Linked DNA regions of Homo sapiens: region 1 is linked to region 2. The links are chromatin contacts, found by Hi-C or POLR2A ChIA-PET in ENCODE. All regions are on one chromosome and are shown on one strand. Each heading gives the region's core, a stretch centred on a gene start or an enhancer-like site at or near the end of the contact. The rest is flanking DNA. Distances are from core to core; before and after follow the strand shown. Region 1 has its middle 33 kb from the start of C1orf198. Region 2 holds the start of C1orf198 (chromosome 1 open reading frame 198).

The links. Hi-C counts contacts between places; a loop is a spot of excess contacts on that map. ChIA-PET counts read pairs that join two places held with the same protein, here RNA polymerase II (POLR2A). Pooled maps may share reads with other maps.
Region 1: a loop to region 2 is called in a map of IMR-90, with 4 times the contacts of the local background. The contact joins the enhancer-like site here to the promoter of C1orf198 in region 2. A Hi-C loop is called at or near these places in 27 of 168 maps with a recorded cell type or tissue (Caco-2, Calu3, IMR-90 and 18 more), 2 of 37 single-sample maps with no recorded cell type and 22 of 50 pooled maps. POLR2A ChIA-PET finds 5 or more read pairs at or near these places in 12 of 52 experiments (A549, AG04449, AG04450 and 8 more).

The regions. Positions count from the first base shown.
Region 1 is chr1:230,899,878-230,903,665 of GRCh38, forward strand. No RefSeq gene overlaps it. Among named protein-coding and RNA genes, the nearest start is that of C1orf198, 33 kb to the left of the region's middle. RefSeq lists an enhancer at 2,296-2,797. Within about 2 kb of position 1,979, at least 5 of the 41 ENCODE cell types and tissues checked have a DNase peak (open chromatin) inside an H3K27ac peak, as active enhancers do; they include ascending aorta, where a contact is called at or near this core.
Region 2 is chr1:230,867,235-230,871,040 of GRCh38, forward strand. C1orf198 (chromosome 1 open reading frame 198) reads right to left here and starts at 1,287. Exons shown (of 4, transcript NM_032800.3): 1 at 946-1,287. The coding sequence starts at 1,278. RefSeq lists a silencer at 1,216-1,435 and an enhancer at 1,259-1,850.

The DNA of each region.
Region 1 (3,788 bases), core at 729-3,228, 33 kb after region 2:
CATATCTTAAGTTACCACGTGCAACTGTCACATAGGCCATGCTAATTCATGCGAACCTCCTGAATTGAAACAAAGCAAAGAAAAAAACAATCTAGACTACTGGAAAAAGGCACGTCACTATGTAAGAATCCAGTGCATTTATACTATCCGAAGGGAAGAATTTGACAAAATAGTTTTTTCCCCTCTTATCTAAGGCATTTCGATTGCTCAAGTAATTTTTGGAAGGAATGTGCCAGCATGTAATTTCAGTATTATTGGTCTCCCAAGGATGTGGAGCACAAAACCAGGCTGCTCAGTGGTCAAGCTAGCATCTCACTCAGAGGGCCAGAGCTGTGCTCCTACCCACACACATTACCAAAATCAGAGTATTGGTTAACGCTGCCCTGAAGGGAGAGCAAGAAGAAACCTAACAGATACAGAAAGGGAAAGAAGAAGGGTCAAGTTGCATAGGAACAGAAGAATGAAGATTATTTTAATGAAAATGTTCTTGTAATAAAAGGATTACAAAGTCAAGATTTTACTTCTAAGGCTCTTAAAATACAAGTGTTCATAGATGATAATTTTTAAAATCACAAACAGAAATATAATATTAATTGTTATAATGATAGGAGTGTTTCTGGAAAAAAATTGGAGGTGTAAAGGCTGGAGTAAGCCTGAGATAAGGTGATTTTTCTTATTGGATTAATCTTAACAGAAATCACTTATAGGCTGACACAAAATAAATGGGGTGATAATATAATGGATGAAAATCAGATTTTATAATACAAAAGAAAACAGCTATAAGAATGGACCAATATTAATTAAATGACACTTGGTGGAGGCAAAAAGATTAAATGGTAAAGCTTTATTAAACAGACACAGCTGCTAGGGAAGACGGAAGTTAGAGATTTTTAGTTGACTTGGGTCAATAGTGTGATGAAGCTGCCTTCGAGAGCTACTGTAGTCTGCTGTGTTTATATGAAATCTGTGATGTATATTTATTTATATGTATAAACATGTGTTCACATACATTCTGGGGTGCTGGTAATGTTCTGTTTCTTGATCTCAAAGCTGGTTATGTTAGGTTTGTGAAGATTCACCAATGTGCACACACATGTGCATTTTTTGTATGTATGTTGTACTTCAATTAAAATATTTTATGGGACAGACCACATGTGGACTATTATGTTTAGTTATGAACATTTATTTCATTTTAAGGAGTATGAAGAGGCGGTGGGAGGAGCCACAGAAGGAGCTATTTAGGCTGAACAAGCGAAGGCCCGGCAGGGGAGCTGTCTGAAGTTTTTTTGTGCATTCCGCTCAATGATGGTGTTTACCTAGGTTGACCGCCAGCTCCGTGGCACTACCTGAGTGACCTCTGGGCAGCTACTCACCTCTTTTTGTCCCAGCTTCCTCAACAGCAAATTACAGGAGCTTGACTAGATGATCTGAGAACTCCTTAGCTCTCAAGTGCTATGAGCATTAAAAGGCATGTGTATAAAACAAGTATACATGTATCAGAGTTAGTTGGTTCTCCCACTCATGTTTTTCTTACATGTTGTATTTTTTTTTTTATCCAGCTGTGAAACTGGATGGTTAACATTTATGTACTTACCTGAAACAGAAAGTGCTACATTCACTTTAGAAGTTACTTCTATACCAAACTGGTAATTCAAGGAGTTAATTTGCATGTAAAAATTGTTCTAGTACTTTGCATTAGAAGCCTACTAATGGAAAGATTCATTGATTCAGAATCTATTTTTGGACAGAGATGTATTATTTTAAATTCTGATCCTAGTAAGTGACAATTTCCAGTTTTTGTTGGGCTTATACATAAGCCTTGACAAATCTGATCATTTTGACATGATCTCTAGAGTTGTGTTACACAACAAGCCAATCCGCCTGGCCCCCGATGGATGACTGCTGGAAGCCCCTTGAGTAATATGGTGGCATTTCTACCTGGTAGACAGCCAAAAGCAATCAAGCTCCTTGACAGAAGGGCTTATTTGTTTAAGGCTAAGAATGCGGCAGTCAAATCCCCGCTGGCCCCACCACCACTCTCCACTGAGGACTTACTACGCATGGCAAACACACTAGGCAACATTCAAGAGCTATGACAGGCAAGTCACTTCTCCCACCTGAGCCCGTTTGTCACCTAAGTGGGGATAATACTAGCACTTATCTCACAGGCCTCTTCAAAGGATTAAATGAGTGAAACAATGTACAACACTTAGAAAAAATTGGCCAGGCGCCGTGGCTCACGCCTGTAATCCCAGCACTTTGGGAGGCCGAGGTGGGCGGATCACGAGGTCAGGAGATCGAGACCATCCTGGCCAACATGGTGAAACCCCCCCCTCTCTACTAAAAATACAAAAATTAGCTGGGCGTGGTGGCGTGCGCCTGAAGTCCCAGAAACTAGGGAGGCTGAGGCAGGAGAATCGCTTGAACCCGGGAGGCGGAGGTTGCAGTGAGCCGAGATTGCGCCATCGCACTCCAGTCTGGGCAATAAAGAGAGACTCTGTCTCGGGATTAAAAAAAAAAAAAAAAAAAAAAAAAGGAAAGAAAAATGCCAGCCGTAGTAAGTGCTTAAAACACATTAGCTCCCGAAGGGCCCCAAACCCTGGAGACAGAAGCATCCGGTTGCAACCCCTCATCCCTCGAGAGGTGGCAGCAAGCCTTATAGGGAAGCCCAAGCCCAAGCCCAGTGTGGCATAGAATAGAGCAGGGGGCCCGCAGGGAGCCTCCACAATGGCAGGAGTTCTGCACGCTCAGTACCGGTAGCCCAGGGCTCTGGAGGTAGAGAAGTCTGCGGACCAGCCGGAGGAGGCCGAAGAGGCAGCGCATGCGCTGTTGGCCAGCGGACCCGAGCGGGCAGAGGTCAATCAACAGTAGACGCTGTACCCACTGAGGCTTGCTGCCCTAGCACAGGGAGCATGAGCTAAACCTCAGTGCGGAGGATCTGGGCAAAGGCCCGAGGGTGGCCAAGACGCCTGGCTCAGGAAATCAGACTGTCCCCCGAAGGGCGAAGGCAAGGAGGCTGGGAACTTAAACAAGGCAATTCAAAACTGCACGTCTGTGTCACCTTGAATGGGCACAAGTTAAACTCTTTATTGGAGCTTGTGAACCAAGTTGTGTTCAACTAAGCTGCCTGTGTTCAAGACTTAATTACATATATATGTGTATATCCAACTTAAAATGTTACAAATATATTTATTGACATATAATTCATTATGTGTTAATTGAAAAAAGTAAATTTTAAAAATTAAGCACAGTGTAGTGTGATCTCATTTTGTATATCCAACTTTCTGTAGACTAGTTTAACTGGTAAAATTTATGTTTACAACATATAAAACTAAAGGGATTCTATATTTATGGGAACATAGTTTGAAGCAAAAAGGGCTACTGTAAATCTAATCACAGCTCTAATATTCAAGAACATACTTGTTTTCATGATATTCTAGTTTGATGTTTCTCAGGTGTGGTTCCCAGACCACTTCTGTGTGAAGCACGTGAGGTTTAGGTGAAGATGGAGATCCCGGGCCTAACCACAGACACCTTGGATCAGAAAACAGAAGGAAACGTTTCAAGCCAGTCTAGAAGTGTTTTTTCTTTCTTTCTCTAATTTGTGCCCCCATGCTGCCACCAAACACTGTGGTTTTGACCCTAAAACCTCCTGGACCCTTGCTTAAGACCACCGGGATGCGCAGTGTGTTGGGTTGGGGGGATAGCAGTGTGTTTGCTTTCAGGATAGCAGTGCTGCTCAGTGGGATGTTCTGTGATGATGGGGCTGTCCCATGTCTGCTCTGTCC
Region 2 (3,806 bases), core at 37-2,536:
CACAGTGCAAATTCTAATGGCACCAAACAGGCTTCGGTTAAACACATTTCTAAGAAAAAGAAGACCAAGTTTCTGAACCCTACAGAAGATTCAGGCGTTTGTGACTAAGTGTGGGTCATCCCTGAGCTTTTTCTGGAACAGATTCAGCGTTTCTACCTTCACAAATGACTGTCCCTCTAGCAGTCTGGACAGTGTCTAGATCTGAGACCTAAACATGCCCTGTTATGTGGCCAAGACTTACTGGAGCTCATTTAAACTTATCGTCCCTTAGTTTTTTGGTGGAAAACAGGGCCACCATGCTCACCCTTAAAACATACGCTGGGCATTGTGCTCACTTGGAAAACATCTTAGGGTGATGGATGGGTTTCCCTCCTTATCTTGGAAGACACCTTTTCTTCCTTGTTACCTGGCTTGGCAATTTTACTTTCCCCATACATCTCATCACAAGTATTCATGTTAGTATATATCATTTGCTCAGTCCCTTCACGGGCAGGCACGGGGTGGCGTTATTACCCCCGTTTTACACAGTGGAAACTGAGGCTCTAAGAAGTTAATTGACCCACCGCCATACAGGTAGTAAGTAGCAGAGCTGGATTAAAACCCAGGCTTGTCTGGTTTAAAATTGCTTGTTGTTTCCACTTTGGTCAGCCTCGCTTACGACAGCTCCGGGAGAAGTCTCTGGAGTCCGTGCGAGCCGGCGGATCAGGTCTAGATGGAGGTTCTTTAACGACCCACCTCTCGGCGATCTCTTAACCAACTCCCCCAGCGGAGCCCCCACCCCCCGAACTTCGGCTCTGGGGCTCCCCTCCCACCCACTGCCATTCCTGCCTTTTCTTTTCCAGCCCCTACCAGCTGGGGCGGCCTCACGCCGGCAGGTGCCCACCGGGCCGGGGCGCCTCGGGGCGCCGGGAGGGGAAGAGGGTCCGCGGCCAGGCCCGCACCTACCTCGTCCCCGAAGCGCACCACCTTCTGGCCCGTGGGCCCGCGCAAGCCGGGGAAGCGCGTGAGCTCCTCCGAGTCCCCGGGGTCTCGGGGCGCCGGGGCGCGCGGCCCCACCAGGCACCGGTCGATGATCTCGTCCTGCTGCGCGGGCGGCAGCCGCGCCCACTCGGGCCCGTACTTCTCGCGGATCTTCTCCTTGTCCTGCATGATCTTCCTGGCCATGGGGCTCAGCGACGAGAAGTAAGTGAAGCGCTTTCGCTCCCGGTCGTCCAGAGGCCGGTTCCCGCTCATGACCGCCGAGCGCGAAGCCGCGATCGCCGCCGCCATGGACGCCATGCCCGGCCTGCCCGCCGCTCCCGGCCCGCGCCCCGCCCCTCGCTGTGCCCGCCCTCGCCCCGCCCCGCGCCACCCGGAGCCCCGCCCCCTCCGGGAACCCCGCCCTGCACCGCCGCGTACCCGGGTCTCCAAGCCAACCCAGCTCCCCAAGCCCCGGGACCCCGGCCCTCCGTGGCCCCCTCCCCGGGAGCTCCTCCCTCCGGGCCCCCCCCCGCCACCCCCTCGCGGACCCCACGAGTCCCCCTTTACGCCTCCATAGTGGATTACCGCGGTGCCCGCAGGTTTCGGGCTCCCCTTACCCGGCTCAGGTGGTAGCCGGCGTGTCCCTGAGTCCGCGCCCGGCGCTCTGAGAGGGTGGCCGTGGTTAATTCCCGGTAGTGACCGCCATAGCGCCACGTGGCCACTGCTTGACAAAGGAAACTTTTTTCAACCTCCAGTGAGCCTAAGAAAGCCCCAGCATTTCAGGCCAAGCCGCTGGCTGCCTGGCTTCTGTTTTTACTCCTTTCCTTCTGTCCCTTTCTGGGACGAGCCACACCTTCTCTGCTTTCTCTGGGCCCGTCCAGGACGCTGGGCCCGGGGCCTGGCGCGGTGAGCTGCAGATAGCCGGGGGCGCAGGGCAGCCCGGAGGCTGGAGGGCGACCTGGAAGGCTGGACCGGTTCGGGGCATCTGGTGCTCAAGGAAAGTCAGCTCCCGCCGCCCCTCGGGGCCAGGTGGGTGCATGAAGTACCCGGTGGCCCAGGTGCCTTTCCCCAACCCAAGGAGCTCAGAACTCTTGGCAGTTCGACGTTTGCAAACAAACCAAAGAGGAGCAGAAAGTTTTCAGACTCAGAGGCGACATCCCAACAGGTAGGGGGCCAGGGTTTGTAATTTTGAGGTGTGTCCCAGACAGACCACAAAATTAAAATTATAGCGAGCCCCCACTTCCCCCAAGCCCCTCTCTCCATCTGACTGATTTTAACAAGACTAACAGGACTCAGGTGAGAATTGTGTCCACTCGTAAAATAAAAAAACAAAAACAAAAACCAGCATTTCAGCTGTTATCCAGGGTCTTTGCCTGGATAGTTCTGAACACAAAAGTAGAAATAACTTGCAAAGTCCTATTTTAAATGTGAGATGGCCTCATCTTCCGGCCCAGAAATCCTCAGAATATTTTTGGAATGTCATGAATGTGGCAGGCTCTACAGTTAAAGACATTATTATCAACAATGTTCACAACATAATATATTGAAGCAGGGAAAGGCAAGCACCACCAAATATAGTCTCCACAGTAAGTGGCGGATTATTTATGAGACCGGAAGTTTAAGGACAGTTTTTTGGAGTATGATCTTCTGTTTGAGTTGATGCTAGAGAAGCTCAATACATTGACCTGAATCCCACTGATTTCTCTCCTCTAATCCTTGTTTAATAATATAGGTAATGTTTAAAGATATATTCTTGAAATTAATTAACATCCCCAGGCTTGCTTTGATATTCACATAAGAAGCTGTCCGTACCCTTAGAAACTTGGTCTCATGCTGTTTTCAAAGCAGTTGTGGAAATAATTGTTGCTTTCAAAAAAAAAAAAACCACAACCCCATGAGGTGTTTTGGGTCTGGCAATAATTGATTGTCAAAGAAGTTTTCAAGATAATAAAAGCGTGAGATAATTCAGGGACATTGGCCAAAGTATGTAAAGTCCATGATCTGGATGATAAGGGGCTAACTGAAAGAAAAATTCTTCCAGATTATAAGAAGAAACTCAGGGGAATTAAAGTATGGCTCTAACAGATGACTTGGCTGAAATTAGAAACTTTTTTTTTTACATATATCTTTATCTACTCCTGGAGGGAATAAAAATAGCCAAACTCCGGCCGGGCACGGTGGCTCACGCCTATAATCCCAACAGTTTGGGAGGCCGAGGCGGGTGGATCATGAGGTCAGGAGATCGAGACCACCCTGCCTAACATGGTGAAACCCCGTCTCTACTAAAAATACAAAAATTAGCTGGGCGTGGTGGCACGTGCCTGTAATCCCAGCTACTCGGGAGGCTGAGGCAGGAGAATCACTTGAACCAGGGACTCGGAGGTTGCAGTGAGCCAAGATCGCGCCACAACACTCTAGCCTGGGCGACAGAGGGAGACTCTGTCTAAAAAAAAAAAAAAAGAAAGAAAGAAAAAAAGAAAAAAAGCCAAACTCCAAATATGTAATTAGGTTACATGGTCTGAATGTTTATATCCCCCCAAAATTCATATGTTGAAATGCTAACTGGTAAGATGATGTGGGGCCTTTGGGGAGATGGTTAGGTCAGGAGGGCAAAGCCCTCATGAGTGGGACTGGTGCCCCTGTAAGAGACTCAAGGGAGCTCACTTGCCCCATCCACCGTGTGACCTTACAGCAAGAAGGTGCCATCAAAAGGCACAACCTATGAGCCAGGAAGCAGAACCAGACACCAAGTCTGTGGGTGCCCTGATCTCAGACTTCCCAGCTTCCAGGTCTGTGAGAAATAAATTTCTATTGATGATAAGCCACTCAGTTCATAGTATTTTGTT